Regions from separate parts of the Mus musculus genome. Here regions 1 and 3 are each linked to region 2. A link is a loop called in an ENCODE intact Hi-C map of the cell type or tissue named here. Cell type or tissue: heart. All regions are shown on one strand.

The links. Peaks named below come from ENCODE experiments on the same cell type or tissue, not always from the same donor. Only the 100,000 strongest peaks of a DNase experiment are listed, where the experiment ranks them.
Region 1: it touches region 2 in a loop (4-fold over the local background); 30 of 42 quality-filtered maps call a loop at or near these places.
Region 3: it touches region 2 in a loop (5-fold over the local background); 11 of 42 quality-filtered maps call a loop at or near these places.

Annotation. Positions count from the first base shown.
Region 1 is chr19:43,831,555-43,834,054 of GRCm38, forward strand. It overlaps Abcc2 (ATP-binding cassette, sub-family C (CFTR/MRP), member 2), which reads left to right. Exons shown (of 32, transcript NM_013806.2): 29 at 491-649; 30 at 2,311-2,477. Among named protein-coding and RNA genes, the nearest start is that of Gm10768, 6.0 kb to the right of the region's middle. In heart, a CTCF peak has its summit at 1,025 (motif pointing right); no DNase peak of the experiment used is centred here.
Region 2 is chr19:43,939,102-43,941,601 of GRCm38, forward strand. Dnmbp (dynamin binding protein) reads right to left here and starts at 1,097. Exons shown (of 16, transcript NM_028029.4): 1 at 1,016-1,097. In heart, a CTCF peak has its summit at 1,223 (motif pointing left); a DNase peak (open chromatin) is centred at 1,160; H3K4me3 peaks cover 1,664 bases; H3K27ac peaks cover 1,517 bases.
Region 3 is chr19:43,878,357-43,880,856 of GRCm38, forward strand. The region is part of intron 4 of Dnmbp (dynamin binding protein); the gene reads right to left. Among named protein-coding and RNA genes, the nearest start is that of Gm24400, 22 kb to the left of the region's middle. In heart, a CTCF peak has its summit at 1,098; DNase peaks (open chromatin) are centred at 298 and 1,285; H3K4me3 peaks cover 1,949 bases; H3K27ac peaks cover 1,647 bases.

The sequences.
Region 1 (2,500 bases), 110 kb before region 2:
ATATTTATTTTATGTGTGTGAGTACCCTGTCACTGTCTTCAGACACACCAGAATGGGACATCAGATCCTATTACAGATGGTTGTGAACCACCATGTGGTTGCTGGGAATTGAACTCAGGACCTTTGGAAGAGCAATCAGTGCTCTTAACCACTGAGCCATCTCTCCAGCCCTCTGTCTACTTTTTAAATGAAATCTTTTTTAAAAAGGGAATAAGCTATGACTGTCAAGATTGGCGGTGACAACAATGGAGAAGAGGGTTTGTCTATTTCCAGCGGTCACGGTCTTCAGCACACAACTCAGGCGGAGTATGGGAGAGCCATTTTTTTTCTTGACATCTGGGCATTTTTTCCCTCTCACCAAAACTAAAAGCCATTTGATATATTTGGTATGGGGTTCTTTTTATCACGTGCGATTGTGAATACATAGGCTAAATTTTTTTTCCTCCGAGAATTGCATGTTGAAGTCGATGTAAATGAACTATATTCACAGGTCGGTGTGGTGGGCAGGACCGGAGCTGGAAAATCATCCCTCACAAACTGCCTCTTCAGAATCTTAGAGTCTGCAGGTGGCCAGATCATCATTGATGGGATTGATATTGCCTCCATTGGACTGCACGACCTTCGAGGGAGACTGACCATCATTCCCCAGGTTAGTTAACGAGGATTTACTTGGGCACACGCAGTGGGGAAACACTGACATGCATTCAATTACAAAAACAACTCTGGCAGTTGTATTGCTTAGTTTTCTTGTCATTGTACCTGTCAAGAAACAACTTACAGGAGGAAGGGTTAATTCGGCTCACTGAGAAGGGGCACAGTTCTTGGTGGTAAGGCATAGCAGTAGGCATGTGGGACGGCTGGTCCTACTGTGTCTGCACTCTCCAAGTGTCAAATATAGACACTCTCTCCCAAAAGTTGACTATCAAGATTCATCTTCATACCACGATTCCAGACGAATTCCCCGAGATTCTGTTTCTCGACTAAAAAGTTCTGTATTTTGCATGTGACCGGTGGCTGCTAGAAGCTACCAGTAGGTGGCAGCAACGCGCCAGCACTCGGATAGAGCAGATGATTAGTTGGCGTTTCTGTTAGCCCATCAGGGTTTGCTGAGACCTTTGTAATTAGCAGTAGCAATTTTGCCGCCGAAGCTTGAAGTCATTAAGCTTTATACTCCTCATTTGATGCGGCTAAAAGATAGAGGAGGGAATTTGCTGCGGGTTTTTGCCAGCAAGCGGAACATTCATCGTATCAGCAAGAAAGACCTCCCTTTGGCTTGCTCTATGGACCCCACCGAGTTAAGAATTGCCACAGAGACCTCTCCACTCACAGGAGGCGGAGAACCATCGCTCCCTCTGCACTGTGGCCTGGTGCCTGTGGAGGGTTTAATGTTGCTTAGTACAATGTGACATTAGATGCCCTCTCTGTCACTCTCCCCTCTATTCCACTGAGACAAGGTCTCTCGAGGAACCTGTAGCTCGCCGTTTTGGGATTTGCTGCTGCTGCTGCTGCTGTTGCTGTTGTTTTAAGATGTTTTATTTTATGTGCTATGAGTGTTTTGCCTGTGTGTATCTAAGAGCATTTGGACCTGGCTCTCACAGAAGCCTGGCATTAAGATCATGTGTTAAGGAGTGTTGTAAGCTGCCGTGTGGGTGCTAGGAACTGAATCTGGATCCTCTGCAAGAATACTAAGTAGCAAGTGCTTTTAACCACAAGCCCCTCAGGAGGATTTTTGTCTTTGGCCTTTTAAAGGTTTTGTTTTGACTAGCTCAGTGGTGGGTATCTCCGGACAGCCTCTAGTCTCTGCTTCTCTCTCCCTCTCAGCGTGAGCACATAGGCTCCACTTTCTGCGGGATGCTGGGTACTCAAACTCGGGCTTGTGCGTGAGAATATCTTGTCAGGCCCCGGGTTTTCTTAGTTTAGTGCATTGTTCTCTGTGGCCTCTTCAAAACATAAGAGTTTCTCAGATGACTACACAATCTCTTTCTATGTCTCTTGGTCTCCCTTGTCCTAAGCCAGGAGGCTTTGTTTCAGGAAATGATGGTCTTTTCATCTGGATGTCTACAAGTGGGTCCCAGAACGGAACGAAGCAGGTGCAAACCAAGGACCACCGCACCCCCACCCCCCACCCCGTTTAGTGTTCCGGTTGCAGGTACTCGGGGCCTTCAGAGGCTTCCAAAAGCTCAATCGTGAGCCAGCTTCCTGCCTAGAGTTCATGCCAGACCACTCCTACCCACGTTCTCCTGGCCACAAAGAATGACTGAGCCCTTTGCTGACATAAGCCCTGATGGCTTCCCATTCTCCAACTTGCAGGACCCCATTTTGTTCTCTGGGAATCTGAGGATGAATCTCGACCCTTTCAACAAATACTCGGATGAGGAGATCTGGAGGGCCCTGGAATTGGCTCATCTCAAATCCTTTGTGGCTGGCCTGCAACTTGGGTTGCTCCATGAAGTGACAGAGGGCGGTGACAACCTGAGGTAAGCTACTTCTTCCACGGGCT
Region 2 (2,500 bases):
TTTCCTAGGACTTTGTTGTCACCAGGAGGGATCGGCTTCAAATACAAATGAAAGACTTTAGCGGTGGAAGGGCCTGAGAGATCACGAGATTCAGTAGTTTAGGGGGAATGAGGCCCGATGGATACACTAACTTGAACACTACACCTCGACTATGCTTTTCCTACGACTGTTTTATAAATGCAGCCCTAACTGAGAAATCAGGTCTGCTTGCTGCAAAAATCGCCTGTTGATTAGTCAGCTCTATCAGCGGCATGTAACTCGACTAAGCACAGTGGAGTCCAAACTATGCTCCTACCAGAGAATCGGTGTCATCACTAGCTTGTCACCATTATTAATTAGGAAGTTCCACAAGGTGCTCCCAAGACTATAAAAGAAACACTGTCAGACAGGTTACAGAATTTGCCAGCCATAATCCCACATGCGACCTTGCTTTTCAAGTTGGTTTTTCAACACGACCCTGTGCCCTAAAAACACCCTTCGCAGCTCTTAATACACACCACATGCTGTCCTGTCCGGTCACCCCAACACCCCTTTATTCGAGTGACAACCATCCTCCTCTGACACAAGCATGCAATCGTCCTGGGTACCTAAAAACTCCAGTAAGCCAAAACTGCATCTCCAGCTAAATATAAATAGTCCCGGGTTATTTGGGAAACCATCGCTGCCTGGCTGTCACGAAATCCCGGCCTCTCATGCCCACCAGCTGCAGCAGTGACCAGGAGCAGGACTGGGGCTCAGTTCTTCAACTCAAAGCCAAGAGGCAGGGCGGCGCAGTGACAGCGCCCCGGCTGGACACCTCGCCCCCCGGTCCGCGCCCCGGGACGGTCCCTAGGGCTGCTGCCCCCCCCCCCCTGCACCCCCTCGGCCGTGAGTGAAGACAGCGAGGGCCTCGCGTCTCGCGGAGCGCAGCTCAGCGCGACCGAGAGCTGCGCCGCAAGCCCCGCGCGCCCCGCAGGCGACCGTCCCCGCTACCCCACCACCCCGCCACCCCACGGACGCCCGGCCCCGCACCGACCTGCTCTCTGCCGCTCGGCGTTCCCTCCGCGCACAGCCACTGGTGGCCCGGCCGGGCCGCGGTCACCTCCCCTCAGCGGCGGCGGGCGGGCGGGCCGATCCGGGTGACTCCGCGCCGCCCCGCCTCCCTTAGCGCCGCTTCCGTCCGGTGGCCCCCGGCTCCGTTTCCCGCGCTCGCGCCCCCTGGCGGCCGCCTAGCCCGTCGCTCCGCCACGTCAGGGCTCGGGCTCCCAGGGCCTTTCAGGGAAACTGAGGCACGGACTGCGTGGGGGCGTTTAGCGACACACCTCGCTCAGGCTAGGATCCAGATCCCCACGCACTCGCGCTACCGCCAACCTAGAGAACTCAAATTCTCCGCTGCGCGAATTCTCTTACTCCGAGGCGGAGGCTAGCCTTGAACCTTCCATCGTCCTTCACTCCTCCAAGTGCTGGATTACAGGGGAACACCATCAGGTTACTGCCCACTCCTCATCGATTTTTTTTTCTTTTCTCCCGAGCAAAGTCTCACAGGACAATTTTGAGAATTTAAAAGCAAGGAATCACAGAATACTAGAACCAAACGTCCCGGTTTCTGAAAAGTCCCGGAAGACTTCTGACTGTTAAAGATCGCAAGTGCGTGGAGGAGCTGGTGCAAGCGCGGGGACCGACCTAGCAGATTTGAGGAATGCAGGAATCATATATCACTATGCACACACAGCAGAGATAAGGCTTTATTTTAAAATCTCATCAGCTAGATTGTTTCTTGACTCTTCAAAAATCGTAGTAAACTAGACATAGCATAAAGTGTATCGTTTGAACCATTGTCAAGTGTGCGTGCAGTCCATCAGAGTAGGTAAATTCACATTGCTACGCATCCATCATCTTGTCCGGCACCGGGACCCCAACTTCCCAAACTGAAACTGCTCTTATCGTACAGGGACTCCACTCCCAGCGATTCCTAGTCTCTCGTGTCCTTAAGAATTCGTCTACTCTGAAGACCCTCATACATGCAATCTACAATACTTGGCCTTTTGGTGCCTGCCTTATTTTGGTTAGAATAATGCCCTAAGTTTCATCTGTGCTGTTCTATGTGTCGGAATTTCCTTCCTTTTTACTGCTAAATATACTGCGTTGTGTTTAGGCGTTTGTCCTTCACTGGGCATTCGGCGGAGTTTCCCCTTTGGCTACTGTGGCTAAGGCTAGGACCCAAATCGTACACGTATCTGCTGGACCCATTGCTTCCAGTTCTTTGGAGGCTGTACCTAGGGGTGAAACTGCTGCTCACATACATTATTCTCCTCCTTTGCTGTCTGAACACTGAAGGAAGGCATTTTTGTGGTAAAACATAAATATTCCAGATTTTTGTTTTTGAAAGAAATTGATCAAATGCTTCAGCGGCCTGTCAAACAGTAAGCTTTTCTCCCCCTTTCAAGTAAAATGACAATCTACTACCTAGATAATGGTATTATTATCTTTCTTTCTTACTTACTTTCTCTTTTGAGACAGA
Region 3 (2,500 bases), 61 kb before region 2:
TATATTAAAAGTGAGAAAACTGTATCCTAGCCATTTTTTTCTTCCAACTTCTGTAATGGTAATGACACATTTGTCTCCAAACTTCCAAAATGCTTCCCCCCCCCCCCCCCAGACAGGCCCTTGGCTACTCAAGACAACAAAGAAAGAAACAAACAAACAAACAAACAAAACCAAGAAAATCCAAACCCCGTTATTTAATAATATAAAAGAATACTGTCTGCAAGCCTGCAGTTTCCTTGGTAACCCCCTGAGAATCTGACTCAGCAAAGCTGGATGGGACTCAGGAATCTGATTTTTAACAAATCCCCAGAGACCTTCCCGCTCCACTGATATCCACTCTCCCGACAAAAATGTCTGCACTGAAATCACTCCAAATGTAAAACTCCGATCCCTTTAACCCACATACCTGCTATGAAAAAGTTCGATATACCATAGGGGTTGGGAGTACCTCTCCGGGGTAGTGCTCTAGCCTAGGACGCTGGAGGCCGGACACTGATCAACACCAAAACATGAACGAACAACAACAAAAAAAAAAATTCAGTATTCGAAAAACCAAGTGAGAAGGCACTTCACTTTCAACTAGCTGCAGCGGTGACAGGCTCTCCCTTACCGTGGGAGCCCCACAAAGGTTCACCTCTGGGCAAATTCCTCGTCTGTAAAACGAGAAGAACACCTGTTTTGCTGAGTCCTTGGGGGGAATTAAACACGGTAACTCAACAAAAGGTAGTCTTTTTCCCACGGTGGGTGAGACACTGCCGGCAGCACCAGAGGTACATAAACTAGAAAAATGCCCTGGGCATTGGTTCAAAACCCCTACTTTCCTATTGGAACAAAATCTGAAAATGAGCAAGCACACCGAGAAAAGTGAGGTTCCCCATCAGCCTACCAAAAAGTAACTCGTGCGGGCCACTTTCTTCTTACAGGTGTTCAGGGGCTGCAGCTGACTGTACGAATTTAGTGATTATAAGCAAGGCAAACAAAGTATTTGCAGGATTTGGGGATGGTTGCTCCGCTTCCCGCCACTCCCCCCACCCCCAACAAAAGCCAGTTCTTTACTGGTCAGGCCTCTACCCCCAGATTCATTTCCACCAGCGGGTGGACCCATAGCCGCGTCCAACTGACAAAGTCAGATGCAAAACCAGGGCCTGTTTCCTTGCCAAGAGAGAGGTCTGCTGTGCGCGGGAGGGGAAGCCCAGCGCGCCCGCCCTCGCCCCGGGTCCCACGCCACGCTCTCAGCACCGGGCTCCCCACCATACCTGCAGCCCCGAGGCCCCGCGCGCCAACGTGCGAGGATCAACAGAGGAGCCGAACTTTCCCAGCACCCAGAAAGCGCCTTAGCCCCGCCAAGGCCCACCAAACAGGGTCGGCCCATCCCCCGGCTTCCCGAATTTCCCTCTGAATCGCCCCAGGCACGCAGGCACTGCCGCGGGGCTGGTGGTAAAGGATGGAGCCGGACTCCATCCCGGCTGGACCAAGCCCCGCGCCTGCGCGCAACCCTTTCCTTGCCGGTCGCTTTCGCTTAGTCCTAAAGCCCTGGAAATTCCTGCTATTAGTTCTTGCCTTTTCAGCCATCTGCTAAACTTCGATTGGGGAAGCTGTCATTTCCCTGGAGTAATAAACATCTAGGCAGCACTGTCTGCCCAGGTGATGCCTTCACTCTGCCCTGGTCTTGGCAAGGGGACACCCCCCCCCCCCCGCCTCTGCTGTAGGTGCTACCCTAAGGGGGCCAACAGGTTTCAGGTGCGCAGGTGTTAGTTAGGGCAGTCAGAATCTAGAACTAGGGTGATTGGCACCTGGAGCCCCTTCACATATTATAAACATTCACACTTTAAAGGAATCTTGGGAGAAGAAACCTCCAATGTGCCATTCTGTGAACAAATGAAGAGGGAAAAGTGCAGGTGTGGGGTGGGGGCGAGTATGAAAGAAAAACATTGCCACATATTTCTAAATACACGCAAATAAAATGTAAGTATTCAGAGAACGTTCTGGAAGGCGGAACATATCAATTTCATCATCGAGTCTGCCTCGGGGAAGTTGAGAGCAATGAGCAACTGAATCCAAGGTACTTTTGAAATTTTGCTGAATATTGGGGCTGGAACCCAGGGCCTGGTGCATCACTAGCTAGCATTCCACCAACCGAGTTACACCACCAGCATCCAGCAGAGATTTTTGTGGCGTTACAAAAGGGCTTAATGAGTTGTTAGGGGGAAAACAAAGCAAACAAAACCTAACAAAGTGATGTTCCAAGAAGTCAGTTTCACTGTAAGGTGAAACTCTAAGCAGCTAAGACACTGCCTTCAGTGGCCCCTCCCAGAACTGACAAGTACCCGCCTCCCCAGGCTGCTGGGTGAGCCACTGCTTCCCTCCATCCTTGAAGGAGCAACTTTGAGTTTTTAAAATTTATTTAAACATATTTATATGGTGCTTAGGAGCCATGGCAAACACTGCTACAGCTGCCTGCCACCTCCAACAGCCCCGCCACCACCGTGACTGTTATTAC